2 separate regions of the Homo sapiens genome follow, and region 2 is linked to region 1. The links are chromatin loops, found by intact Hi-C in ENCODE. Cell type or tissue: heart left ventricle. All regions are shown on one strand. Links, peaks and the distances in the headings refer to the core of each region. The heading gives the core; the rest is flanking DNA.

Region 1 (15,079 bases), core at 2,885-10,884:
ATTGTATCCCAAACATTTCAAATGTTATGTTGTGAGACTGATTCTGTTAAAATCCTCTGGAGGAGTTTGATTTTTGGTTTATTTGTATGTTTTGGTCAGCAATCAACTTGGTTAGGTTCAGACTGCAAGTTCTGTCTCACCTTCTGTGGGAGGTGGTTCTATTGTCAGTTCAGTTTTCAGTGTTTACTATGCTTTTAGGTCTGCCCCTTGTGAGCACCACACAAAGATTAGTCTGAGACTAAACAGTCACTGAGCAGTGGTTTACATCATAGTCCAGTTCTCAGAGCCTTGCTATATTTCTTTGGATGTGCCTCATACAAGCACAGCTGGAAGGTGGCCCAGGATTTGAGTCATTTCATATAGAATTAGGAGATCTTCTTCTTTTGCTTTCTCCTGAGATTTCCCCTGCATTCTTTATCTCCCAAGTGCCCCTTTTTGAAGTTGTCTGGCCAGAAAGATGGGATTCCCTCAGAGGTTTAGCTTCCTGCATTGTCATGCAGTTTCACATGACTGCCCTCGGGGTGAAGCAGTGACAGTAAGGAGACACAAAAAAACAATTAAGCATGAATTATTCTGTTCTCTCCAGCTCAAAGGGTTCCCTTTTCTTTGTCCTTTGGCCAGAAATGTGGGGTTTTCTTGGAGTTTTTGCTGTTTGTGCATGCTACATAGTTCTTTGATTTGGCCCACACTTGTATCAAAGCTGGGGAGATAAAGGAGAAAAGAGGAAAGAAGAAAAAAGGTAGGAAGGAAGAAGGGAAGGAAGGAGGGAAGGAAGGAAGGAGGGAAGGAAGGAAGGAAGGAAGGAAGGAAGGAAGGAAGGAAGGAAGGAAGGAAACTGCTATTCTCCTTGTCATTAGCCATTCTTCAAGTTTTTACTTTACTTTCTTTCCTTTTATTTTTTTGAGACAGGCTCTTGCTCTGTTGCCCAGGCTGGAATGCAGTGGTGCGATCTCGACCTCCCAGGCTCAAGCAATCCTCCCACCTCAGCTTCCCAAGTAGCTGGGACTACAGGTGTGCACCACCATGCCTAGCTAGTTTTTTCTTTTATTTTTTGTAGAGATGAAGTCTCGCCATGTTGCCCAGGCTGGTCTTGGACTCCTGGGCTCAAGTGATCCTCCTGCCTCAGCCTCCCAAAGTGCTGGGATTACAGGCGTGAGCCACCACACCCAGCCCAAGTCTTTTGTCTTTCCACTCTCATCTCTATTATTTAATTTGATACCCAGGTATTGCTTTTTGTATCTTGTCCAGGGATTCTGGTTGTAATCAGTGGGAGATAAAGGCTACAGTGGGCTTACTCTATCTTGGGTGGCATTGGGAGTTGGCTCATTTTGAAAGTTCAGGAATAAAAACGTGTTTGGTGGCAGGGCACGGTGGCTCACACCTGTAATCCCAGCACTTTGGGAGGCTGAGGCAGGCGGATCACCTGAGGTCAAGAGTTTGAGATCAGCCTGGCCAACATGGAGAAACCCCATCTTTACTAAAAATACAAAAATTAGCCGGGCATGGTGGCAGGCACCTGTAATTCCAGCTGCTCGGGAGGCTGAGGCAGGAGAATCGCTTGAACCTGGGAGGTAGATGTTGCAGTGAGCCAAGACTGCATCACTGCACTCCAGCCTGGGAGACAGAGCGAGACTCTGTCTCAAAAAAAAAAAAGAAAAAGAAAAAAGATGTTTAGAAGCTCTGAGCTTGTGGGTGAAGCCTGTCACCTTTTACTTTACTACAGAGTGATTTGACAAGACTGCTCAGTTGGGAAAGCTCCACAATCAGTATCTTTAAGTCTTTCCTTTTGGGCTGGTTAGAGTTCCCAGAGAAAGAGCCCTCTGCTTTCTGCCTAGAGGGTGAAACCCTGGCTGTCAACCTCTGGAGGTCCAGTGGATAAGAGAGCTGGGGTTCTGAGTACCCAGCATGCATACATTCTCATATTGTCCCTGTTTGCAGAATGGCTCCACTGCCTTCAACTGTGCCTGGTGTCCCCAAGGGCAGGGATGCTCCATTTTTCCCTTTCCAGAAAATAAAACTCCAGGCCAGGCACGGTGGATTATGCCTGCAATCCCAGCACTTTGGGAGGCCAAGGCGGGAGGACTGCTTGAAACTGGGAATTCGAGACCAACCTGGGCAACATAGGGAGACCTTGTCTCTATGAAAAATTAAAAAGTTAGCTGGGCATAATGGTGTGTGTCTGTAGTCCCAGCTACTTGGGAGGCTAAGAGGATCACTTGAGCCCAGGAGGTCAAGGATGCAGTGAACCATGATTGAGCCACTGCAGTCCAGCCTAGGTGACAGAGTGAGACCCTGTCCTAAAACAACAACGACAACAAAAGAAACAAAGAAATAAGAAAGAGAGAGAGAGAAAGAGGGAGGAAGGAAGGGAGGGAGGGAAGGAAGGAAGGAAGGAAGGAAGGAAGGGAGGAAGGAAGGAAGGAAGGGAGGGACCAGTCTTTTCTTGGATGAAGAAAGACAATCACACAGATACTTGAAGCTGGGGAGCAGATTTGGAGCCAGCTTATCCCTTGGGAATGCTGACTGGTTGCCTGTATAGAATCTAAATTGTAGCAGGACCAGGCCTCCAGGTAAGGATGGCAGGCTGAACACAGACATCAGTTTTCACTCCCTTCTGAGACTCAACTTCTCAAAAAATTTCAGCCAATCCTTTCAATTTTAGCATCCTCCTTTTACCTACTTCCAGAGGTACGTGATGCTCCTAATACCTGAGCTTTTGGGTAATTCTGCTGCAAAAATTATACTGGCCCTCATTTGACCCCATGACTGACTGACTCACTCAGGTCTTGAAGGTCATTTATCATTCTTTCATCTGTTTTTCTGTAGAAGAAAAACATGAATTTCTGTGAAAAACATCTGTATTTCTGTGAAAATAATACTTTATTTTTGTCTCTTCTTCCAATGTCCTCATTCTTATATGCCTACTTAAAAAAATAAAATAAAATAAAATAAACCCTGCATTATAGTTTCAATGAAGTTTAGGAAGAAGTGAAGATAGATGCCTGTGTTCAACCTGCCATCTGACCTGGAGGCCTGGTACTGCTACCTTTTTATATAGCAATGGGTATAGGCAATGGGTCAGCATTTCCAGTGACAATCCCCTGCCTTCTCTATACTGCATTGTTGCCTGTATAGTTCATTCCTGGTTAAACACGCCATACTCAAGTGCCCTTTCCTTCTATGGATGTGCTGTAGGAGAGAATCTTCCTGCACTGTGGCTTTTTATAGTATTTAATTACCAGAGCACTCCTTTTAACAGAATAGTCACAAAGGCCCAGAATTCCAGATTTAGGTGTGATGAAGCAAGTCGATTGACTTCTACAGCCCTGGCACAGATATCTTTCCTGTGTCTCACATTAACATCTCCATGTATTATTTGGGCCTGGTGGGGTGGCTCACGCCTGTAATCCCAGTACTTTGGGAGGCCAAGGTGGGTGGATTGCTTGAGCTCAGGAGTTTGAGATTACCCTGGGCAACATGGTGAAATACCGTATCTACAAAAAAAATGCAAAAATTAGCTGGCTGTGATGGCTCACGCCTGTAGTCCCAGCTACTTGGGAGGTTGAGGTGGGAGGATCACTTGAGCCTGGAAGGTCGAAACTGCAGTGAGCAGTGATCATGCCACTGCACTCAAGCCTGGGCAACATAGTGAGTCCCTGTCTCAAAGAAAAAAGAAAAAAGAAAAAAAAAGAATTTCCATGTATTATTTCCATTCTGTTAATGTACAACATTTTGAAAAGATCTTCTGAAAATATAAGGACTATTCTTAGGAGAGAGGACAAGCTTCAGGCTGTTAGAGACTTTAAAACAAAAACATCGATTACTTTTGAACAGATAAGAAAATTGATCTTCCCTTTGAGAAATATCAAATCAGCCATCTGTTTTAGCTAAAACATGACTTAACCTATGGCTAATAATAGCAAACACATGCCTCCAGGAGGAATTAACTGGGGCATCCGGGTGATGAAACCAATTTCATTTAGAACTAGCTGGGGATTTAATCGGCCCATTATTGGGGGTCATGTTTAGCTTCACAAATTTCAATATAATAAAGCAAACTAGATTTCAGTTACTAGAGCTTATTTTGGACAATAATCGATATGATGAGAAACAATATATGCTAGTAAAACAAGACCAGGCTTGGAGTTGGGTAGCCCAGAATTTGAATCCTGGCTCCACACCTCCTAGTTGTGGGGCTTTAAGAAAGTTACTTAACCTCCCTGACCCTGAGTTTCCTTTACTGAAAATATACTTCAGGCTGGGTGAGATGGGTGGCTCACACCTGTAATCCCACACTTTGGGAGACTGAGGCAGGAGGATTGCTTGAGCCCAGGAATTTGAGACCAGCCTGGGCAACATAGTGAGAACTCCATCTCTACAAAACAACAACAAAAGATTCTTTTAAAAGTTTGCCAGGTATGGTGGTGTGCACCTGTAGTCCCAGCTACTTGGAAGACTGATCATCCTCCCCGCAAGCGTGGGAGGATAGCTTCTTAGGAGATTGAGGGTGCAGTGAGCTATGATACTGCCACTGCATTCCAGCCCTGGTGACAGAGACAGACCCTGTCTCAAAAAGAGAAAAAAGAAGACAAAAAGACAATATACTCAGCCTGGTGCAATGGCTCAGGCCTGTAATCTCAGCACTTTGGGAGGCTGAGGTAGGAGGATTGCTTGAGCCCAGGAGTTCAAGACCAGCCTGGGCAACATAGCAATAACCGATCTCTATCTTTTTTTTTTAAATCTGCTCAAACAGTATCTCATAGTGTTGTATGGATTAAATTAAATAATGTTTGTGTATTAAGCAGTAGAGCTCAAACAAACAAAAATAACATTTGTATATAGTATCTGCTTAGTATCTAGAATACTATAGATACTGAGATCATCATTATCATCATCACCATTACATAAATTTCCTTGGCTTTTTTTCTTCTGTTTGGCTACACAAAGAAGACAGGAAAGGAGAGGTAGAGTTTGTTTTTGATGAAAGGTGCTGTAACGGAAGGCAGTGAATGATATTGTGACTCCTGCCTAAGACACAGGCAGAAGGACCATTTTGGTTTCCTCTACAACGTCGGTCACAACCACGTCAGTTAAAAAATGTTATGCTTCACTGAGAAATGCTAATCAGAGCTAGAAATGATGTCAATGGCCCATCGTTAGTGGGTATTCTTTTATTTATACATCCGGGGGGAAGGATCTTACGGGTGGGCAACCTGTAAGATCTACCTACATTCCCTCACACAGACCACCTGGAGACCAAAGCATGCATAGGGATGAATGCCTTTTGTTTCTTTCCCATAGACTATTTTGTGGGCCAGGTGATAGATTTTTAATTTTTCTGTTAAAAGTCATATTTTTATCTGTTTTATTTTTGAGGACACACTAAATGTTCTCTAACCAAAATACTGCAAGTGAGAAAGAGAGAGAAAGAGAAAGGTATGGAGTGTATGTGTGTGGCAGGGGGAGGATTGGGATTAGAAATACTCATAAAATAATTAATGTGCTTGGTACACGGGCAATATAGAGATGTATATCCAACAATTAGTGATTGCACAGTCTTCCCAGGAACATGTGGAAATTTTTACAAAAAGTAACCATGTACTACTCATAAAGCAAGTCCAAACAAAAACCAAGGAATCAGTACCATATAGATTTTCTGACCACAATGCAAATTAAGTTAGAAATCAGTAATAAAAAGATACTTTAAAAAAACTCATACCTTTAAAAATCTCATATATATTAAAACATGTTTCCATTATAACCAGGTCAAAGAAAAATTCACAGTTGAAGACAACTACATATAACTTATAAGGAAAATACTGCATATCAAAACTCAGGACCTATAGCTAAAATTGTACTTTGAAGAAAATTTTGGGCCTTAATTTCTTATATTAGAAAAGAAGAAAGGTTGACAACTGATGAATGAAGCATCCAACTTAAGAAGTTAGAAAAAGAACAGTAGAAAATACAAACGAATATTTTAGTTTTTTTCTTGCTATGGAGAGAATTGCATTTGTAAAAGAAATAAACAATGACAACAACAAAAAGTTACTGTTCTGATGTGATGTTGCTAGGTGTTCATGAATGAAGGAATATAAAACTGTGTCATTACCTTCCAATTTCATTCAGCTCAGTGTAAGCTGAGTCAAAATTTTCCTTCCAAGAAATGGTGGCACCATCAGCAGCAGCATCTTCGGAAGAAAGAGAATCCATTTACAATATCGAGGATGTCATATAAGAATAAAGAAAAAATTAACAGAAAAGCTCCAGAGTAACCCCAAAGCAATTCTCATGACCAAATATGGAGTCTGACTCAGTGGGAAAATGCCATGATTCTCTGGAATGTTATTTTAAAAAATCATCCAAGGGGAAACTGACATGACAGAGTCAGCTTCTCTCTCCCATCTACTTAAACAAAGGGAAAACGCAGTACAATCAGAAATATGACTTATGGATATTTTATAAGATAAATTTAGGAGAAAAATTTAAAAGGGATAAAAGAACACTTTGAAGACCTAGAAAAGCTCGTGAAAATCAGGGGTGTAAGGAGGATGCAGAGAGAGAAGGGAAAAGTTACAAGGTCAAGAAAGGAGAAAAGGAAAAGACATTTTAGAAATTTCTCTTTCTAACCTGAGCCACATAGCAAGACCCTGTCTCTACAAAAAAATCAAAAACTAGCCAGGTATGGTGGTGTACACTTGTAGTCCCAGCTACTCAGGAGGCTGAGGTTGGAGGATCACTTGAGCTCAGGAGGTCGAGGCTGCAATGAGCTATGATCGCGCCACTGCACTCCAGCCTGGGAGACAGAGCGAGACCCTGTCTCCAAAAAAAAAAAAAAAAGAAAGAAAGAAAGAAAAAGAAAAAATTATCTTCTTATCCCGCTCTTCTCAGGCATTAATGAGCTTATCTGGTATACTGAAGGATTTAGCTTAACCCACAATATATGCCTGAGTAGATTCTTTGGCAGTATTACCTTGTGTGATGTGTCAATTCCTTGGCAATGATTCACGCACGCGTGCACACACACACGCACACAGAGCAAGCACAGCAATACGCATTTGTGTCATCTGTTGGGGACCAAGGTTCACAAATAGCAAAACACACAGCATCATCCGGGGCTGGAGCAAGTGAGCAGCCTGGGAGGAGAGGGGTCACATGAGCAGCTTGGCTCAGCTGACCCTGGAGCCAGTTCCCTCAGGTTTCCCAGAGCACAGCCTGGCTGAGACTGAAGGCGGCTTATCCATCTTGAATTCTGAGGAAACAGAGACCCAGGGCGTAGGTTTCTGCAAGAGTCACAGGCTCGTGGGAACAAAGTCAAAGTCACTGGGAGAAAACCGGGCTGACTGTGGGACTGGAACTGGAGAGCATTTCTGGATTCAGGTGGGGGCAGAGGTGATTTAGAGGGTTTCCCAAACCCCTCTGGAGACTCCAGAATTCCCTTAACCCTAAGGCACACAGGTCCATGGTCTTTCGAGTACAGTCAGCTGCCCCCCACCCACTGCTCTCCCCAGTACACACAGACCACTCCCTTGCACTGCCCAAAATCTCACCATTTGGAGATTTCTTTAGGATAGCCAAGTTTTCTCTTTCAAAATGTCCCTGGGACGAAGATGTTTTGGGCAAAATAAGAACCTTATTTGTAAAATACTCATATTTAGCTAGCTATATGTGTATCTTAGTTACTTTTTCAACAAATCTACATAAAATTATACCCATGTTGAAAAAAGAAATTCTGGGATGATTGGGGGTGAGGAAACTATGAAATCCTCATGTTGTAATGAAGTCCTTCAGCCAGGTTGCTTTTCTTTCCCCCATTTGAAGTGGGTGAGTCCCTCATGCAGGGAGGTACATTTACGGCTGGCAGGGGTGCCCGGGTGGGAGGAGGCTTTGTATTACTGTCTCAGAAGAGGGGCAGAGAACATCCACAGGACTCATGACTCCTGCCTGTAACTCTCCATTCCTGGGGACATACTCATTCCCCAGGGAACTTGGCAGGTGCAGGGGTAGGCATGGGTGCAGACCTAACATTTGCCCAAGATGCTTGGAGCTATACTTTACAGAAACATTCTTCTTAGTCCTCTAAAAGGTGCCTCTTGCATGGTGGCCTGACATGTCAACGTGCCCAGGAGTCTGTGACAGGCAGCCAGGTGCCTCAATCCCACTGCCTGGGGGGCCAGGGCTGGGCTGGGACTCACCATATTCTGGAAGTCGCACAAACTCCGAGGGCTCGCTGGGAAGGCTGATTCCCCAGGGGTTACTGGCACTGACTCTGAACTGATAAGGACACCCGGGACTAAGGTCTTCGATGACGAGGTAAGTGTCCAAGGTCGAAGCCACTGACTGCTGCCAGATCTGAGAACCTAGTGTACAGTTTCCCAGGAGAGGGAAAGAGAAAAGCCAAAGGGATATTGTTTCAAAGACCTTCAGCAAACAAAGACAGGAAAATAGACACATTCAATTCAAGGGATGCTTGTGGTTACCGTGTCAGGCTCTGAAAGCCTGTAGGCTAACTATGGTAGTTTGGATTCGGTTTCCTAAATGACGGAATAAATGGTGAGAGGCGTGGAAGAAGCTGGCCTATAGATTCTGTTCACTTTCAAATGTGCAAGTGCCAGAGTAAAAAGACATAGATAATACAGAATTTACAGGGGACACATGGCAAACTTTTAATAAGGCCAGAAGAGTATATTTTTAGTTAATAACATGAGAGAAAATATGCATTTGGAAATGGAAACAAAATGGAAAGTAACATGTATTGAACACTACGTACACGTAAAATACTGTGGAAGGTGTTTTCAACATAATTCTCTCATAGTTAAATGAGATTTAAGACAGAAAGTTAATTCTGTCTTAAATCCACAGAAACCCAGTGAGGTAGAGACCGCTAATCTTACTTTACAGATGTAGAAACTGAGCCTCAGAAATATTGAACAATTTGCCCAAGAGAACTTAGTTAATGAGCTGAACTATGAACTGGATAATGCTAAGGTAAACATGAACTTTGTAAAATGTGTCTCCCAGCTCACTATTAATACTTTTGTGCTAACCTGGGAGACACAAGAGTGAACAGCTTAAGAAGGATGCAGAAATAAATGGGTTTATAACTGCATAGGGCCTGTTTAATAAGAAAGAAGGAGAAAGAAGAGTTAAAATAATAAGCATAATGGAAAGTAGAATAAAACAAATGGTTTTGGTTCGGGGGATAGGGTAGCAAGCACTTGCTTTCAGTTCAATTGTGTAATTCCTAATGTTATTCAGAGTAATTGTGTTATTACTGTGAATAACTGTAGTTGTGTTATTAACAATTAGAGCTATCTGGCAGCTTCTTATTTTAACTAATTCTTGCTAACTAGATGGAAGTCTCAGTTGTTTCTAACTGCTGAAGAAATATATTCACTTTTAGCATGTAAATGTAACAAATTTTAACAGTTTAAATTGCACAATTTTAAACGGCACAATTAAAAAATATATATTCTCTTAATTTTATCTGGGGATAGGGGGTGTAGAACTCCACCCGTACTACACTAGTTATTTCTCTGGGAGAAAGATCACAAATTATCCAAGTAGACATCTGGGTTCTAGTGCTAGCTCTGCCTCTCACTAACTATAATCTTGTGTTTCTTAACTTTCTTTAGGCCTCAGCCTCCCACTCTGTAAAATGGGATTGATCATCCCTGTCTGGGTGATCGAGCATGTTAAGTAGGGATACATGCATGAAGACACCTTGAAACCTGCCCTGGGTCATAAATATGTCAGGGAGGTTTGGATCATCTTAGCCAAAACAGCTGCTCGACATCTGGGATCAGAAGGCAGCTGTAATCTGGCACTGAGGCCTCTGTGCTGAGTTGGAAGACACAACAAGGAACAACTTCTGAAAGATGAGGAGGCTAATATGTTCACAATTCTGAAGGACCTCCTAGAGACGAAGAGAAGACAGAAAAACAAGAGCAGGAGGCCGGGCGCGGTGGCTTACGCCTGTAATCCCAGCACTTCCGGAGGCTGAGGCAAGTGGACTGTTTGCGCTCAGGAGTTTCACAGCAGCCAGCAGCCTGGGCAGCATAGTGAGACCCTGTCTCTACTAAAAATACAAAAATTAGCCGGGTGTGGTGGTGTGCGCTTTAGTCCCAGCTACTCAGGAGGCTGAGGTGGGAGGTTGGCTTGAGCCCAGGAGGTGGAGGCTGCAGTGAGCCCACATTGCACCACTGCACTCCAGCCTGGGTTGATGGAGCCAAACCCTGTCTCAAAAAAAATAAACAATAAAAATAAAGGAAAATAAAAGTGGCTCATGCCTGTAATCCCAGCACTTTGGGAGGCCAAGGTGGGAGGATCACGTTAGCCCTGGCGTTTGAGACCAGCCTGGGCAATATAGCAATAGCCTGTCTCTATTCAAATTTTTGAAAAAATGGTTAGCATGGTAAATTTTATTATGTGTGTTTTACTGCAATTTTAAAAATAAATGTTTTAAAAGAAGAGAAAAGAAAAAGAAGAGCAGGAGATAGTGCACCTTCCTCTCTGTACTCCACAGTGTAACCAGAAATAGTGCAGTTTCCTGTGCTGGAGGGGGGCAGCCAGCGGAGAATCACGGAGGTGCAGCTTCTCTCCTGGGCAATGGGGCGGTTAGGGGCTGCTGGAACACCTATGGAGACAGAAATCAGGATCAGGTGCTATTTCTGCAGAACTTGGCATTTTACACCAAGGTATAAGTCATCTAGGAAACATTACCTAACCGATGTCACAATTTTTTCCTGTGACCTTCTCCACCAAGTGGCATACCTTTCTCCAGGCCCAAGGCAGATGTGGGAGACACACCATGCTGTCTGAAGTTCTTCCTTGGGCTAAATACTGCACCCTGAAGATAAAGCTTGGCCAGGGAACTAACATGTTGATGGTAGGTTTATGGTAGGCCACAGACAGCTCTTAGCAAAGATTCGTTCTCGTCTCATTTGCCAGAACTTTATTTTTGAATTTTTACAATGGACATTTTCTCCCCCAGGTCGCAGGGAGCCCTTATAATGTTCACTTAAAACGTAGTGCCAGGTGTGCTGGCTGACGCCTATAATCCTAGCACTTTGGGATGCCAAGGCAGGAGGATCACTTGAGCCCAGGAGTTCGAGGCTCCATCACTACAAAAAGTTTAAAAAATGAGCTGGGCATGGTGGCACATGCCTATAGTCCTAGCTAGTTGGAAGGCTGAGGTGGGAGGATAGCTTGAGCCTGGGAGGTTGAGGCTGCAGTGAGTGGTGTCATGCTACTGCACTCCAGCCTGAGCGACAGAGCAAGACCCTGTCTCAAGAAAAAATAAAGTTTGAGTAACACAAATTGATAGAGACAGAAAGTAGAGCAGTGGTGGCCAAGAAGCACTGGGGAGGAGGGAATGGGGAGTCATTGTTCAACAGGTACAGATGCAGTTTCAGAAAGATGGGAAGATGAAAAAGTTCTGTGGATGGATGGTGGTGATGGTAACCCAAAAATGTGGATGTACTTAATGCCACTGAACTGTACACTTATTTATTTATTTTTAAGCTGTACATTTAAGATGGTTCAGATGGGATGGGCACAGTGGCTCATGCCTGCAATCCCAGCACTTTGGGAGGCCAAGACGGGAGGATTGCGTTAGCCTTGGAGTTTGAGACCAGCCTGGGCAACATAGCGAGACCCTGTCTCTATTTGAATTTTTTAAAAAATGGTTAAGATGGTAAATTTTATTGTGTGTTTTACTGAAATTTAAAAAATAAATGTTTTAAAAAGTATTGTAGAAAACACAGCAAAATCCCATCTCTACAAAAAATGCAAAAAAAATTAGCGAGGCATGGTGGTGCATGTCCAGCTAATCGGGAGGCTGAGGTGGTTGGAGTGCTTGAGCCTGGGAGGTCAAGGCTGCCATGAACAGAGATCATGCCTGGGCAGCAGAGCAAGAACCTGTCTAAAAATATATATATATTTCAAAAGGTTTGACTAACAAAGAGGCTGTACCTTGCACTTTGACTGTTGCAGACGTTGATGTGGTCCCGTGGTCATTTGTTGCTATGCAGGTATAAATCCCACTGTCTTGGGGCATCAGATTACAGATCTTCAGGGTGATTTCTCCAGAATCACTAGGGACACCAAAAGGATGCTCTTCAGACTCCAGTAATGAGACACTTGACTGCTGGGTAAAATCCCATAGGGTTGGCCCATGGTGTGCTGAGCTGAGAGTCCTCAGGCCCGAGGTCAGTCCCTGGTCTGTGAGCTACCTACCACCCTGTTTCTCTACATCCCCAGTTCCTTATATGGAAAAAAATTTTCTGGCCATGCCCATCTCTCAAGTTTGTTGTACATGAGGGATAAAATAAGGAATAAAATGACATAAGAATTAGAGCATTGTTTGAAATATATAAAGTTGTATGCAAGTTCTGGCTCATAGTATTATTAGTATTATTACCACTAGCAACTTTGTCCTAGAATATTTTCAGTTTCACAGATCGATAATGAATGATGGAAAAAAAAAAAGGAAAGACTCAAGAATAAAAATATTTTAAGTATTTCAAATTCTAGATGTGGGATCCTCAAAATAATTAAGTGAATTTCTAAGAAAGAGTAAATTCCATCACCTAAATGATAACTTCCCCATTCACCCCAATACAAGGTCCAGGAATATCCCCAGGGGAGAACTGCTCTGAAATACAGAAGTCACAGTCAGCTCTGCCCCTTCCCTAGGGTTATGATATCCCCTGGCGCTTTTCATGATCCTCACCAACCACTGCGTCTCACACTAGGCTTCTTGGACCCACTGATATTTTATGACCTGGCCTCTTTATGGTCTCTGCTGGGAATACCAAGGAATGATGGTCTTCTTCTTTTTCCCATACACACAAATTAAGTCAATGAATGAAAGTTTCTTGATTCTAGGTGCTTCTTCCACTAATGTTTCTCAAGCATCTAGGGCTTGCTACCACTTGTCCACTGTAAGCAACAGTACACAGTCCAATTCATAGTTAGTAACAATAAATGCTGACACAATGATTGGGAGGCAGTCAGCTAAGTTTTGTTAAATGGACTCTGTGTGTAGAAGCATCCTTGCGGCTTGATTTTCTATTGCACATTTTAGAATTAGTCGTTTCTTTTTCTAATAACACTGTTCTTAGGTGAGGAATTAAACATCTCACTGTTTCACAGCAACCTGAAAGGCACAAAAAATGTCAGGATGTCCAGATGTGAGGATTACATTTTTACTACAGGTCTGGAGCCTTCGCCACTTAAATCAGAAGTCTAAATCTTCTGACTTAGAGATTCACTTGGGGATCTGTAGGGAAAGATCATCTACCAGGGTGAATGTAAGGCAGTGACTGTAAAAACTCTTCATAAGTATGGTGCATGCTTGACTTGAGATATAAAGGTTTATGTTTTTCCCTATTTGTTTAATGTGGGTCTGGAGCACAGTCTTTACAAACCATTCTGTTGATCCCAGGTATGTCTACGTGGTGCTGAGCACCGTGGGAAATGTGTGCTGGTGCTGCTGCAGGTGTCCATCAGGCTGCAGCGTGAGTGGCAGAGGCTCTGACTAACACTTGAGTCTCCTCAGTCTCTCTCTAATCAAGTCCAAGTGTTTGCCCAAGAACAGGCTCCAGGGCAGCTATTCTCTTGCAGAGCCCAGTCACCAGAGCAGAAGTTGCACCCCAGATTCAGCCTCTCAGTGCTGTGTCAAGCAAGGGGCTGCTGTTGCTGATGTTAGGGCAATCGGCTTACCAAGAGGAGACCGTGTATGTGGCTGAGCTGTTATCAGTGTCAAGGATGTTCTGGTCTGGACCCTTCCAAGTGATGGTGGGCTTTGGCCGCCCACAGACTTTGCACTGCAGTATCACTGTGTCCCCAAGCAAGCAGGTCACATCCACCAAGGGCACAAGGAATTCTGGGGCCACTGTGATCAAATCAACATACATTAACATCATTCAGAGCAAATTTAGAATAAAATGGCCATTTTGTTTTAACACACCTCTCTCATTTCCCACCCATGTCATGTAATGATTCAAATAACCTTCAGTATAACACTGGTGAGTCATCTGGGTCTCTTTAAAAAGTGTTTAAAAGAGATAACTGTTTATTATAGAAAAAAATAGGAAATATAAACAGAAAGAAAGAAAAGCTCCATAATGTCATAATCCAGAGATAATTACTGTAGGCATTCTGGTATATACCCTTTTGGGCTTTATATAAACAGACTTCTTATAAAACTTGGATCCCATTATACATATCGCAAGCTTTAGTCTTTTTCATCTAATAATTTATCATAAACCTCTTTCCTTGTCCATTGATACAGAACTATATCACCATTGCTTACAGCCAGTGCTTTAGTGCTGGATTAACTATAATTTATTTAACCAATCCCCATGTTTCCAATTCTAATGCTTTTTAACTCACCTTCTTGGATGAAATTTGGATTTAAGATCTGAAAAACAAAAAGACACAGAAAATTGCTTGAATCCTAAACTACTAAAAGAGAACAAGGGACTTCACCGTATTGAGTAAAAAGAAAGTACAATTTAGGGAGATGAGGCCTGGAGCCCAACTTCCCACTGTGTTGTGACTGTATTACTGTCACATTAGTAAAACCTCTCTTTAGCAACAATTGGCACTTGGTTTACTCTGTCTAATTCAGTTGTTCACATTCCTGCCTGGCAGCGTGCGGCCCCAGGCAGGTTTATTGTAACTTGGAGCTCTGCTAGCAGAGGTCTTTCTGTCCTCCCTCTTCTCAGTTGCTTTTCTTCCCTTCACAGGCAGAAAACCCACTCTCTTGGTCATTATGCACACAAGCAGTGTGGTGGCACTGATTCTTCCTAGCATCATAAACTCAAAAATAGAGGACCTGAGACCTATCAAACTGGAAGGGTCATTGAAATTCACTAATACAGTGGATTCCTTCCAAATGTCCTCCCTTTACCCTTTACTCATCCCCACGCAGGGGAAACGACTCTTCAAGCAGCTAAACAACAGAGCTTCTCTGGATGAAGGGGAATAAGAGAAGTCGTCTGTCTCTTCTTTCTCAAGCATGATCTCCTATAGCCCAGGCCTGCATGGGGCAACTTGAAGCCACTGACCCAAC
Region 2 (15,079 bases), core at 4,599-12,598, 73 kb after region 1:
TCTGCAGCAGTAGGTACTTCAGTGGAAGCCTGCCGGGCTGCTAGCAAAGAGGAGGACTGCAAGACATCGGGCAGCAGAGGAAAAGCAGATTAGCAAAGAATAAGGAACAGTGATCAGGAAATAAAACAGAAAGTCCAAAGCTCAAGCCAGGGAAGGGAAGCAAAGTTCTGTGTTTAGACGGAAGAGGTGACAGAGGGAGAAGAGTGTGGGTGTAATACATACAGGCCTGCCCAACCCCTTATTAGGAATTCTAGCCAGCAGCAAATGGATGGTACTAGGCTATCCTTAGGCAAGCCTATGAAGGAGGGGAGAGGAGAAATCACTGACTTCCTGGGAGGCCTACAGACTAGTGTTGTACCTACTGACAGCAACAGCTTGGAGGGCGGGGGCTACTGCTCTGTGGGCAAACGAGACTTTGGCCACTACACAGCTGCCCGTTGCTGTTTTGGGGTGTGAAGGATTCAACAAACCCAGCCTTGAGTGTGTCCAAAAAAGGGAAACAGTCCTTGCTTTACTACAGCCTTAGATATAGATCTTTATTATGTGTCCAGCAAAAATGCTAGGGGCAGGACCCTTAGAGACCAGCAAGCTAGATACTCCCTTCCTATATTCTCTCCCTCTGTCTTCCTCTCCCGCTCTGCCCCTGACACACATACACCCTTACCCCTCCACAAAGCATAGCTGGCTCTGGTAAGGCCCCTGAACTGGAACACTAGGAAGTAATAAAAGGCTTTAGCAGGAGTCCTGAAGCAGCTAGGAACTACCCTGTTCATAGTAAAGAGAGACGACTCCAGGACCTCCCTGTGTCCCTTTTCCCCTGCACCAGCAGTGAGGAGTTGTCCATGTGGTTGTTTGTGTGGTCAATGGTTTGGGGCTTCCTGCTCACTGAAGGATGGTGGTTTTTTGTTTGGCTTTTTCTTCCTTCTTCTACCTGAGAAGAAACTGGGGGAGAAATAGTTAACCCTGCACCGTTTGTGTGTGCTTTTACTTCCAGCTTATCAGAGCAGGGGGCAGTGGTGTTCCCAAGGCCAGGACATAGGCTCCTTCAAGTTTGCCCCTTGGGTTAGAGAGAAAGTTTCAAAAATGAAGCTTCTCATCTAATCTAAGTTACTTTATTAAGTCTTTGCTTCTGAGATGGGAGGAAAATAATTATAATTAAGGAAGATATAACAATATTCTTTTTCCTCTCTTGGGGACTGCAGGAAAAAGCTTACGTCCATGTGGAAAATCAAGCTATCCTCTTTTTAATCTAGTAATCCTACTCCTGGGAATTTATTCCAAGGACAGAAGTCAAAAGAACAAATGCTGTATATACACAGTGATCTGTATGTAGTAGTATTAGCCATAGTAGCAAACAATGGAAACACCCTGTTAGGATGTCCCCAACAGGCTGATCAAACACATTATGGAACAGCAAATAAGCAAAATTTTCTCCAGCTATTAAAATTACAGCTAGGAAGAAAAAAATTCATGCAATTTTAGGAAATGGTAGTAAATAAAACATTGGACACAACATATGCATATTATAATTGTAAAAGTAAAACGTACACACATAAGAAAAAGATTAGAAGGAAACAAGGAGAAGACAATTGCACAATATTACAACGGTGAACTTTTAAAAATTCCTTTGACAGTGTTGTAAAAATTGTTTTAATACATCCAACTCCATTTGCTAGATGCTCTGAAGTTCATCCCACTCCCAAACATTTATAAAAAACATACAGAAATCAAACAAGCAGGAATAAGGAGAGTTCATGTATCTGAAAGGAGACTGTTGCCATCTGCCCCATTTCTGCATAAGGAAAAGGCTACACAAATAAAGGTAAGTCAGAATTCTGGGTTAAAAATTATCCAGAAACAATGTAACATCCATTTCTGTAAACAAGCTGTGTTTGAGGGAATTAGAGAGAGAAGGTGGTGACCTTATGCAAGTGGGGCCCTTGCACAGAGGGCTGTGTGAGACATGGGCACCCTACTCCTTAGGCCATGATCGCTGTTTATAAAATACATTACAAGTAGGCAGGTCTCATTTCCATCTCAAGGTGAAGCACCAGCACTTCTGTCTCAGGAACCCAGGATGGTATAACACCAGCCTTCCTACTATGTCTCTTCCCAATAATCCAGAGTCAAAGAGCTGGCCCTGAAGACAGGGCCACCAACATCACCTAGGAGGGGCCACGACTAGGTGAGTCACATCATGGGGGCAGCTGCCACATCTCAGAGTCCCTAGACTTTGTCCTTCCGGCCTAGCACAGAGGAAGACTTCAGTTAATGTCTGTGGGTTAACAATTCAAATGCAAAGCAGAGAGAATTAAAATAAGAACTGAGATGTCACCAGAAAGGACACACCCGCAGGAGGCTGTCCCACTACAGGGCAGAGCACTAGAGAGCACAGGAGAGCCTGGAGGGACAGGTAGACAAGCTGCCACATCCACTACCACCACTGCAACAAAACAGCACTTGAAAAAGCAAATGGAAAGTGCCATACAGTCAAAACCCAAACCTGCCGCTTCCACGTCCAGAGTCTAAGAGAATCAGCAACACTTAAGGCAGAAAAAAAAAGGTGATGTGAAAGCAGAGCTGCAAGGAGACTGAGTGACAAGTGAGGGAGAACATAAAGCTGCCCCAAGCCTCGGGTCAGTACCTGGAAGCACGTCTAACCTACGCTTCTGCTCCAGAACAACTGGGATGATCACCGGGTGACTGGAGACACAGGGGGCATCGATATTTCAAATACCAGTGAGCCTATGCATGCCAGCGGGCCGGGGAATCTTGCAAAGCAAAGTCAGGCAATTTCGCATATTAAGTTTGCCCACCTTTGACAATAACTTCCCCTTAGCAGCATCTTCATTCCTCATACCGTCATTGCAAAATTTGACCAACACTGGGCTTGACTGGTAGCTACCATTAGTTAGAGTTTAGAGTTGACTATAGGGAAAACAACTAACATGCAGGTTGTACAGTCAGGTACGACAAAATGGTTGTGGACTGGAACTACCTGGAATTGCTCCTTTTAGGATGTGCTGCTTCCAAAGACAGAGCCATTACCCTTTATCAACAGGACAAGACACCAGGCAGATTCCCACTTTGAGAATTCTGCACACACCCCCTCCACTGCCTAGAATGAAGTTGGACCTCCAGGGTTGGGGAAGGGACACCTACCAAATAGAGACACAATTGGTATCAACATGGATTCATGTGGACGACGAGATAACATGGGAGAAAGAGTATGACTACCCCCATCACACACAAAAAACAAAATCACGCACGGCACGTTGCTCTTTTAAGTGAGCAAGTAAAGAAGTTCTACCATTTCATCCTGTGTAGGGTCGTTGTCAAAAATCTTCATAGGTGGTGGGAGGGGTGTGTGTGACTCTTCATCCGGCTCATCTTCACCCCAACCTTTCTTGCTCTTCTAGAACAAAAGAGCAGCATTAGTTACTGTGTCACAAACATGCCAGTGGTTCTGGACTTGACATTAACAAAAATAATACATAGGAGGAGAGTTCCTCTCTCAACTCACTCTTAACTGTTCAGTCGCAATTTCCTCTTTTGATACATGGATACACCTGCTTATTTCAAATGAGAGTGAGCACCAGTGGGGAACACACACACACACACACACACCCCCAAAAAGAAGCAAAACCAGAAACTATCTATCTTATCGATTAGCAAGAAAAGAAAAAGCTGGAAGTAGTCAGAGAGAGCCTAACTTTTACATTTTTGTAGGGCTATGAAACCATAGCCCAAATGCCGCCAGGCTTAGCTGCCATTTCCAGAGGGAGAAATGGCAGGTAGCATAAAATCACAACAAGAGGGGGTCCAGTTACACATCACAAAGAATTTCTTAGCCACATCAGTGATTAGAGCAGGATTGTGTGCCAAATAAAACAGGTATCTCATTTCCCCAACCAAAACATATCCACTGTCTTTTGGTTACAGAATCTCAGCTTCATCCAGCCTAACTTTGGCTACAGTCTCTCAAACCTTCCAGTATGGGCGTTCATTAGTTTTCATGAAGGCCCATTTAATCACTGACTGACTCCTAGATTAAACTTTTTCTTTGAGCGGAAACCCTGCCTATTGTAATCTTCATCTGTTCATCATAGTTATCTGGAGTAACTCTGGATGATCTATTCCTTTTGATGTGTGGCACTGCTCAAGAGACTTGAAAACAGCTACAATCTCCCAGCACAGTCCTGTTTTCAAAATGAAACAATCTTCATTCTTTTATTCTAAATCTAAACAGGTCTAGCTGGTTTTAATGTAGTCCTTAGTAGAGGTAGGGAACTAATGACCAAATGACTCCCCTCAGGCCCAGGTCCTATCTCCAAATCTGGCAAATGGTTTCTGTCTGCTGGAAGTCTTAGGGGCTAGTCAGCTTCTGAATCAGCCACAAATCAAACTGGCCAATGTCTTAAGAATAAAAAGAATCCAAATCACTTAGGCTCAAGGTAACACACTAATGGAGATTTGAGATGGCCTAGTTGACAAAACCTGAGGAAGGAGACATGTCAGAAGGCCCTCCTGATGGACAACTCCAGGGCCCCCTGTAAGTACCTCATCAGCGCTGTCTCCCTGAGGGGTTGTTTCATCCCCAGGCTTGGGAGATCCCAGGTCAAAGCTCTTCCGACCATCGCGAACTTTCTTCTGCTTTTTGATGTTTCCATCTGCCTTCCCGCTGTTAAGCCGACGCACAGGACTCGTCAGCCACTTCTTAAGAGTGTTGGTGGAGCGCTTGGGACCCGGGGAACTGTGGATGGAGTTCAGGGAGGGCTGGGCCTGCAGGTTGGCCACGGACTCGGACTTGCCTCCATTCTCGCTTGAGGAATGAGAGTATGCATCTGAGGAAAACGGACAGACACAGCCATGTCAGAGGTGGTGAAGGCAGGCCGCAAACCTGGGACTGAGACAGCTCCATCCTCAGGAAGCTAGGACACAAGGCAGAATGTCCAGGCCAGCTGTAGACCCCAGTCCAGAGAACCCTCTCAACAACAGTAAGAAAGGCAAACGCTCACTCAATTTTTAAAGTATGAAGCACCATTCCCGGTACTATGGATACAGGAGTGGGCAGAAGACAGAAACTCCTGCCTTCGCGGAGTTTACATTCTGGTGGGAAACACATATAATAGACTATAAAAATAAAATAAGCAAAATGAAAAGTATGACAGGTGGTGAGAAGTGCTACATCAAAACACAAAGTACGGGAAGGGATTAGGGAGTGCTGGGGTTGGAAAAGGGGGTGCAGATTGAAGAGGTGATCAGGGCCAGTCTCATGACATGACATGTGAGCCAAGGCCTAGTGGTGGTGACGCCATCTGGCGAAGGGCCTTCTGGGCGGAAGAGCAAACACAAAGGTCCCAAGGCAAGGCCTGGGGTGGCCTTGGTGGAGTAAGCCGGGGGGATCAGTAAGAAAGGAAGTCAGAAAAGCTACTGGGAGCTGGGTCAACAAGCATGTGGTAAGCCAGTGCTATGCCTCTGGCTTTTACCTGGAGTGAAAACCCACTGGAAGATTCTGAGCCAGAGTGATTCAATCTGGCTTATATTTTTAAAGGTCATTCTGGTTTCTATATTGAGGGCAAGTGGAAATAGGGAAACTGGTTGGGAGGCCACTGCACTATTCCAGGTGAGGGATGTTGGTGGTTTAGAAGTAGGGTGGTCCTAGTGGTTGTTAGAAGTGATCAGATTCTGGAGATGTTTTGCTGGAAGGGCCAATATGAATTGCTGACAGACTATGTGTGTATGGGATATGAAAAAAGAGTCAAGGGTATCTCAGGTTTTGGGTCTGAGGTTAGGATGGGGTTCCTGAGATGTGGAAGAATATAGGAGGAACAGGACTCAGGGAGGAAATATAGGAGTTTAGGTTTAGACATCTTTGAGATGCCCATTAGATACCTGAGTGGAGAAATTGAATAGCAGCTTGCCTTCAAGTCTGGAGCTCAGGGGAGAAAGTGCTGGTGAGCTGGAGATAATTGCAGAGTTGTCAGAGGAGAGATGGGGTTGGAAGCCATGAAGCTGGGTGAGATCAGCGAGAGGCATGGGTATGGATAAAGACAAAGTCCAAAGACTAAGCCAGAAGCAGGAAGACGAGAGGACAAGAAAGTAGCCAGTGAGGTAGGAGTAAAACCAGGAGGGTGGGGTGTTCTGGAGGCTGCACGTGGAAAATGTCTTACAAAGGGAGAAATCGGCGTGTCAAATGCTGCCTGATAGGTCAGGAGAGTTGACCTAAGAATTAAGTCTTAAAACTGAGCAACATGGAGATCATTGGTGACTTTGAAAAAAGCAGCTGTAGTGGAATGGAGGGGGCCATGGCCTAATTAGAGAGGATGCAAGAGCATGGGTGTGAGAAACAAGACAGAGTATAGAGAATTCTTGTACTGTTTTAAAGGCACAGTGATTGGAGAACAAGAGTTTGTTTTGTTTTGTTTTGTTTTTTAAATCTCAGCATATTGTTTGTAAGCTGTATGCCATATATTGACTATTTTCAATCGTATATGCTTGCAATAGCCTAAACATTTTATGTGGACTATCATTTCATTCTCCGTATAACTCTATGAGGTAGGTTCTGTCATTATCCTCATTTTACAGAAGAAGAAACTGCAGACTTAAAGAGTTAACTTGCTTAAGGACATACAGCTCATAGGGGCAAGGTGAAATCTGAACTGCAGACAGCCAGACTTGAGCACTAAACTACACTACTGGAGCCGGGTGTGGTGCCTCATGCCTGCAATCCCAGCTACCCAGGAGGCTGAGGCAGGAGAATCACTTGAACCCAGGAGGCGGAGGTTGCAGTGAGCCAAGATCGCACCACTGCACTCCAGCCTGGGTGACAGAGGGAGACTCCATCTCAAAACAAACAAACAAACAAACAAACAAACAAACACTACTGGGCCTTTCATGTCTACACCCGCCCAGTTCTCTAGGCTCCCTCTGAATATGGGGTTAGGGATGAGGTTTGAGGAAGAGCAAGTCCAGGGAAAGCCACGCTGCCATGGAAGAATAGAGAGGCTAGAACAGGCATGTGGCAGATGTGGGCATGCAGGAAAACCACATTGAGCAAACTTTATTTAATTTTCCCTAAATCCTTGATTTCTGAATACTCATTAAACTCGGAGGAGATCAGCATTAGCATCTACCTACCTTGGCTTTAGAGAATAGTTTTGAGTTATTCAAAAGAAAGCCCTTTAAGTCCACTTCAGATGTCTTCCTAGTTCTCAGTGCTTGTTTCTACCAGTATTGAGAAAGCTGGGCATTCGAAAGTTGCACAGGAGCATCAGCATGCAAATCAAGATCCTCAGTGAAAATTCCTAAGTAATAATTATGTCATGGAGCACTGATTAGGTCATGTATTATAAAGATATATAAGACAGATTTTTATTTTCGCAGACCTCTTACCTAGCTATACATAGATATCCATACACAATAGAGAGAAGCAGAGAGAGAGAGAGACAGAGAGAGAGAGAGAAAAAATGAAAAAGCAAGATTAAGCATGCAAAATAAAGATAAATTCACAAGGCTGTATGTGATTAATTGCCAGAGGGCTGGTATGGACTTTAGCTGACAAGTAAGCAGAGTTCAGAGGAGGGTGAGATCAGTGTAGGCGGGATTGATCTGAAAAGATTTAATGGAAGAGCTGTATCTGAATAGAAGGGTGAAGGAATTCCAAAAGGGAGAAACAGCAGGAACAAAAGCACAGAGGCAGGAAAAATGAAAAATAAGTTAACAGCCAGTAATAGATCCTTTGGATGAAATAAAGATTAGTGGAGAAAGAGAACCTGGATAGAAAAATTTGTGAGGACATTCAATAATAAACCAGAGGAGTATAAACTTTATTATGAGACTACTGGGAAATGACATGATAAAAAGAGTTTTTTTTGTTGTTGTTGTTACTGCTTTGTTTTTAACGAATCTTGGCAACTATATACAGCACAGCCCTGCGAAGGAGGAATTAGAGCCCAGAAAACCACACTAGGGCTGTGCACAGGGAATATAAAGAAATGAACGTGAGACACTTCAAAGCAAGAAGTGATACCATTAGCATCTGAACAAATCAAAGGTGAGTTGTCTCTGTGTATGCTGATGCTTCTCATCATCACCATGATCTTGGGAGAATACCTGACCAGCTCTACCTCACCCGCACATAGGCCCCCTGACAGTGCCGGTTTGCATACTGATATTTAAATCAAACACAGGACTAGGTATTTAAACAAATTATTACAGTGGCTTTTCATACCTACTCGAAGACTGAGTCACCTTTTCCTATAATGACTTTGCCCTAGACCTAGACTAGAGGTCTAATCTACCTGGGAGGCCCTCTGGCCTACATGCAGCCAATAGAGAAGAAATAAAATCCTGAAATAGGGTGAAAGGATATGGCTGGGCATGGTGGCTCATGCATGTAATCCCAGCATTTTGGGAGGCAGAAGTGGCCAGATCACTTGAGGCCAGGAGTTTAGGACCAGCCTGGCCATCATGGCAAGACTCCGTCTCTACAAAAAAAAAAAAAAAAAAAAAAAAAAAATTAGCCAGGTGTGGTGGCACATGACTAAAATCCTAGCTACTTGGGAGGCTGAGGCATGAGAACAGTTTGAGCCTAGGAGGCAGAGGTTGCAGTAAGCTGAGATCACACCACTGCACTTTAGCCTGGTCAACAGAGCAAGAGAAAGAAGAAAAGAAATGAGAAGAAAAGAAATGAAAAGAAAAGAAAAGAAAGAAAAGGAAAGAAAGGAAGGAAGGAAGGAAAGGAAGGGAAGGAAGGGAAGGAAGGGAAGGGAGGGAAGGGAAGGAAGGGAAGGAAGGGAAGGAGGGGAAAGGAGGAGGAAGGGAGGGAGGGAAGGAAGGAGGGAGTGAAGGAGGGAGGGAGGGAAGGAAGGAAGGAAGGAGGGAAGGAGGGAAGGAAAGAAGAAGGGAGGGAGGGAAGGAAGGAGGGAGGGAGGGAAGGAAGGAGGGGGGAGGGAGGGAATGAAGGAGGGAGGGAGGGAAGGAAGGAAGGAGGGAAGGAGGGAAGGAAAGAAGAAGGGAGGGAGGGAAGGAAGGAGGGAGGGAGGGAAGGAAGGAGGGGGGGAGGGAGGGAATGAAGGAGGGAGGGAGGGAAGGAAGGAAGGGAGGGAGGGAGGGAGGGAGGATGGAAGGAAAGGTGAATGGATGCTTTTGCCAATAGACAGCTGTCTCCGGTGGCTACAACTGGCTGGTCTCATGGGCACAAATCTCAGGCTTTCTGAGCCTTGACCCTGCTGGAACTTTCTTGGATATTGCTTGAGTTTTGTGCATAACTTGGAAAACAGCAGCAGAATATTTGTATTTGGAAGCATAAAAATTGAGCTTCTAAAATTCTCTGGTATGAAGGATAACTCACAGCGTTGCTATACTCAGGGAATATTAGGAGCTCGACTAACTTGGTTGGCATCTCTTTAAGGAAAAAGCTGTAATCTTATCTCAGAAAATTCCTTGCTGGCTGTGGTCTTGGGTGTGTTGACATTGTTTCTGAAGTGTTTGGTATGGGTCAAACTACTGTTCTCAGAAGGCTGGGTGATAAACATCTTCAGAACACTGGTAATAGAAGCAGGGCCTCTCTGCTATCTTTCTGCTGATAAGTTTGCAGAAGCTTTTCATTCACTAGACCCCTGTGATGCCATGTGGCTCTACTGAATCCAAGCCTTCAAGACTTATTATCAGCACATGTCGTGTCAGCAGAACTAGAAGTCCGGCCACATTAACTGTGCCTTGCGTTACCAGGCGAGACAGATGACTGCCTAAGATTTCTGTTCCATGGTACATCATGGCCTGGTTTTGAGATTCACAAATGCACATTTTGAATGACCATTCCTCTTCCCCTGTTGTCATTTACTTCTGCTTCTTTGCTTTCTGTGAAAATTAATGGCAAGAGTATAAAGTACAAATTAAAAACCAAAAGTAATCTCTATTTTGTTGTTTCAAGTTTGTTCCATGCAAGCAACTGGAGCCATGCAACCATGGCCCAAGTTATGGGAATCTCAGAGCTGGAAGCAATGTAATTCATCACCTAGTGGGTGTCCTGACTTGGGATAAGACCATTTCCAAGACACTTTAAATGTCTGGTTATAAAGGAATGTGGCATCATTTAGATTAGAAACATCTACTTAGTTAATCGCTTCTTCAGAGGGATTGGCATGTTATGCTCATCCCATCTTTTTTGGAAAATGGCTGCCATTAGCTGCTAGAGAACTTATTTTACTATCTTTCTAGATAAAACAGCTAAGTGACAGATTTGGAATAACTACAACAATAATATCGTTCTCTCGTCAAATCATCCCAAGTCCAGGCAGGTGTTATTTATTAGGATTCCCACCTTAGGAAACAGAAAATGAGACTGTTTTAGGAAACTGAGGCTCATAGTGACTGGCAAAGGCAAGACTTAAACCCAGATCTGACTCCACCACACATGTATTTAATCTTATCTCTACATCCAAGTTCATTCCATGTGTTCCTTTCATCTTTACCATTATTATAGAAGGGAGCATCAAGTTGCTTAAAGGTTTATATGTGGAAAACCACTTGTCACAAATCAGTAACAAAACTAGTACCAGCATCTAGGCATCCCTAGGCCTATTCTAGGGCTCTGAACCAATGCTTCCTCTTTAGCAAAGAAGCTTTAGAAACTGCCCAAAGACCAATGACTGGCATTAAGTAAATGGGAAGACAAATGGATCCCTGGACACTGCAAATAATAAAGAGCCCCTAATGTTCTGGTATGTACAGTTGGCTTTCTATAATTAAAAAAAATTTTCTGAAGCGAATTTTATCATGAAATAGTTTTAAAATACAGAAAAATATAGAAAAAAATTGACATCTATGTACTCATCACCTAGATATAGTGTAAACATTTTTCCATATTTACTCCAAGTTTTTTAAAAATAAAAGATTACAGATATAGTTGAAGCCTTTTATGTTGCCCAGTTGCAATCCTACTCTCTAATTGCCCTCATCAAAGTTAAATTCTCTTCTGAAGCTAGTGTGCATCTTTCTTATCCATGTTGTTAAACATTTACTTTTATGTGAATATAGTATTATTTTGTGTTTTATAGTTTATATAATTATCATAATGTAGGTATTACTTTGCAACTTCATTTATTCAAAATTATTTGAGATTTATTCATGTTCATACATGTAGATCTAGTTCATTCATGTTAATTTTTTTTTTCTTTGAGACAGAGTCTTACTCTGTTGCCTAAGCTGGTGTGCAATGGCGCGATCTCAGCTCACTGCAACCTCTGCCTCCCAAGTTCAAATGATTCTCCTGCCTCAACCTCTGGTGTAGCTGGGATTACAGGCATGCACCACCACACCCTGCTAATTTTTGTATTTTTAGTAGAGATGGTGTTTCACCACATTGGCCAGGCTGGTCTCAAACTCCTGACCTCAGGTGATCTGGCCACCTCAGCCTCCCAAAGTGCTGGGATTATAGGTGTGAGCCACCGTGCCCAGCCTCATGTTAATTGTTGAATAATATTCTTTCATAGGCTACATCATAATTTTGTAATATATTTTCCTAATGAACATTTGGGCATATGGGGATATAGAGATAAATAGATATATAATTGTACAAATCCATTTGCATGAGTGTGAGAATTCTTCTAGGCAGTGCTTCCCAAACTGTCTGTGGTAAAGAATCAGTTTTACTTGTTTCCAATCTATTTTGGACCAGTACTTTTTTTTTTTTGGAAGAAGATAGAGATGGGGTCTCATGATGTTGTCCGGGCTGGTTTCGAACTCCTGAGCTCAAGGGATCCTCCTGCCTCAGCCTTCAAAGCGCTAGGATTACAGGCATGAGCCATCATACCTGGCCAGACCAATACTTTTATGAAATACATCACACTCTTGGATGTTGTGGAACTGTCAAAACACTCATTTTCTGGGCTCATCTCACTGTGGATTGGACTTAGTTCAAAGACCTTGGCTGTCTGTGGTCACACACTGAACAGCACTGCTTTTACTCTAAAGCATAAATCTCCAGGTGGAACTGTCTGGCTCCACCACTGGGCACTGTTATGACTCTGGGCAGGTTACCTTGGTTTCTGTATCTCTGTATCTTGGTTTCCTCATCAGTAGGGAATATTAGAACCTATCTCATAAGGTTGCTCCTAGGATTAAGAAGTTAATATTTGAAAAGTGTTTAGAACAATGTCTAGACCCAGAGAAGCATTTGTTAAATAAAAATTAATAAAACCATAAAAACCTCCCCTAATTCCATGACTGACTTTTTTCTGTGTATTCATTCATTCTATCTGTGTGTTCTTCTACAGGCTAGTCTCGATATGTTAAGCGTCAAAAGTTTTAGCTTCAAAGTTCTGTGTCTCATGAAAGCAAAAGAAAAACCTAATACTACCAGTTGCCACCTGGTAATAGATTCTCCCTATCTCCAGTAAGTAATGATAGCTCTTTAACCACTCCTAAGACCAATGCCTGCAATCTCTTCCTAGAATAAGGTAGCCTCATCCTTTGGCTATCAGGCAATTTTCCCCCTCCCTCACCATTTGGAAGTTTAAGCAGCACAGGTTATTCCCTGAAGATGACACCTGCCTCCTTCTATCTATCTACAGGGGTATCCCTCAGAATGGGAGCCTCTGAAGGACTCTATGAGGAGGTAATTGAACAACTGTTGAGATTATGGTCTCAGATACCATCTTGGGGGTTAGAATAAGCACGTTGATGTTATTAGCCTAAGCCTTGGGGCAACAACTCCATGATTTCAGGTATTTTAATCACAGTACAGTAATCTCCCCCTTATCCATGAGGGAAGGGATGCAGTCCAAGATCCCCAGTGGATGCCTGAAACTACAGATGGTATCAAACCCTATATATGTTTTTTTCTATACATGTGTACCTATGATAAAGTTTAATTTATAAATTAGGCCTTAAGAGATTAACAACAACAACTAATAATGAAATTGGACAACAATAACAATATGCCAGCATCACTACTCTTGCGCTTTGGGAGCCATCATTTAGTAAAATACGGGTAACTTGAACGCAAGCACTGCAATGCCAGGACAATTGATCCGATAACTGAGGCAGCTACTAAGTGACTAATGGGCAGGTAGCATATACAGCATGGAGATGCTGGACAAAGGAATGATTCAGATTCACATCCTGGGCAGGACGGAGTAGGATGGTGTGACATTTCATCACACTACTCAGAACAGTGTGCAATTTATAACTTATGAACTGTTTATTTCTGAAATTTTTCATTTAATATTTTCAGACCTCAGTTGACTGTGGGTAACTGAAACTGTGGAAAGTGAAACCTCAGATAGACGGCGACTGTTTTAGCATGTTTCCATGCAACACACATAAGTGCTACCTGCTTCAACTGAAGACAAAAATCAGAATAAAGCCTAGGAGAGCTTGTGCACTGAACATATCCTAACCAGTCCATTGTCTGTGTCAAACATTGTCCTTCTTCTACTTAGGTAGCCTTTCATTAGTGTGATGGTTAATATTGAGTATCAACCTGATTGGATTGAAGGATGCAAAGTATTGATCCTGGGTGTGTCTGTGAGGGTGTTAACATTTGAGTCAGTGGGCTGGGGAAGGCAGACCCACCCTTACTCTGGGTGGGCACCATCTAATCAGCTGCCAGCGCAGTTAGAATATAAAGCAGGCAGATAAAACGTGAAAAGACTAGACAGGCCTAGCCTCCCAGCTTACATCTTTCTCCAGTGCTGGATGCTTCCTATCCTCAAATATTGGACTCCACGTTCTTCAGTTTTGGGACTTGGACTGGCTCTCCTTGCTTCTCAGCTTGTAGACAACCTATTGTGGGACCTTGCGATCATGTGAGTTAATAAACTCCCTTTTGTGTGTGTGTGTGTGTGTGTGTGTGTGTATAAATAAATATATATATATATATATCTCCTATTAGTTCTGTTGTCCCTCTAGAGAACTCTGACTAATACAATTAGTAACCAAATAAAAGGTACCTGCATAGGCCAGGCGCACCGGCTCACACCTGTAATCCCAGCACTTTGGGATTGTAATCCCAGCAATCCGAGGCAGGAGGATTGCTTGAGCCCAGGAGTTTGAGACCAGCCTGGGCAACATAGCAGAATGAAAGAAAAAAGCAAAGCAAAGAAAAGAAAAGGAAAGAAAGAAAGAGACAAAAAAGAAAGGAAGAAAGAGAATAAAAAAGAGAGAGACAAAGAAAGAAAAAAAGAAAAGAAAGAAACCTGTATAGACATCGGTAGGAACTGAATATACCAGAAATTTATTATATCTGATATAACTAATTTAGAAATTTAATTTCTTGTTTCTAAAGTTTCAACTCATACTTACTTCAATGTTACACCTAAAAAAAATGCTACTCCCCTTTCTGGTTTAGTGTAAAATTTGCCAAACGATTCTGAAATCAGAACACACTGTACACAAGTCATCAAAGAGTGCAAACATAGGCTCTGGCGAATACTTTATTGTTGCATCCACAGGACTGTCACCCATTACTTTTCTAATCACAAAATACTGACTTAGCCTTGTTTCTACTGACCCCAAGGCGATTTGGAAGTAGAGAAGGACTACAATTCCCAGACAGAAAAAGAAGATAATTCTAATAGTGTTAGGAGCTTAGTGTCCCCAAAGACCAGTAGCAGTGTCTTTGCAAGGGGTAGGCTGGGACCCTAGAGAGCAAGCATATGTGCAGGTGGCATCCGAGGCTTCCATGGATTGCGGGCATCACAAATATATTACTTATGAGGCTGGCTCACTATTTTCTACATTGGCTTGAGTAGTACAACTCAAAAATGAAAAAACTCGGTTTCAATCCATTCTTCTGGAGTTCAGTGATGGTATTCAAGCACACCCCAAAGGCATGTCTTCTATATAATGCATCATGTGATTGTTAAAAGACAATGGGGTCCAGTTGCTCCATATAAACCATACCTGTTTTATCTAGATGGTCAATAGGTCTATAAATGTCCACCTGGTGTTAATCGTAATACTGAATTGGAAACTTTGACTCCAATGGCTGAAATCAGAAGAAACCACAAAGATTTCTAATATCCACTAACAATTTACAGAGGGGTCCTTTGACCTTCTGTTCTTTTGCTTT

Evidence for each region. A loop is a pair of places that touch in the nucleus more often than their neighbours do. Peaks named below come from ENCODE experiments on the same cell type or tissue, not always from the same donor. Only the 100,000 strongest peaks of a DNase experiment are listed, where the experiment ranks them.
Region 2: it touches region 1 in a loop (8-fold over the local background); 2 of 110 quality-filtered maps call a loop at or near these places.

Annotation. Positions count from the first base shown.
Region 1 is chr3:124,693,150-124,708,228 of GRCh38, reverse strand. KALRN (kalirin RhoGEF kinase) reads right to left here. Exons shown (of 60, transcript NM_001388419.1): 52 at 14,398-14,425; 53 at 13,726-13,897; 54 at 11,974-12,095; 55 at 10,505-10,636; 56 at 8,196-8,360; 57 at 6,113-6,191. It overlaps LOC124906276 (a long non-coding RNA gene), which reads left to right and starts at 7,206. Exons shown (of 3, transcript XR_007096039.1): 1 at 7,206-7,380; 2 at 8,076-8,313; 3 at 9,636-10,278. In heart left ventricle, for the core only: no CTCF peak of the experiment used is centred there; no DNase peak of the experiment used is centred there; H3K27ac peaks cover 707 bases.
Region 2 is chr3:124,622,185-124,637,263 of GRCh38, reverse strand. KALRN (kalirin RhoGEF kinase) reads right to left here. Exons shown (of 60, transcript NM_001388419.1): 35 at 4,561-4,844; 36 at 3,311-3,412; 37 at 1-56. It also overlaps the pseudogene MEMO1P6. Among named protein-coding and RNA genes, the nearest start is that of UMPS, 100 kb to the left of the region's middle. RefSeq lists an enhancer at 1,943-2,444. In heart left ventricle, for the core only: no CTCF peak of the experiment used is centred there; no DNase peak of the experiment used is centred there; H3K27ac peaks cover 353 bases.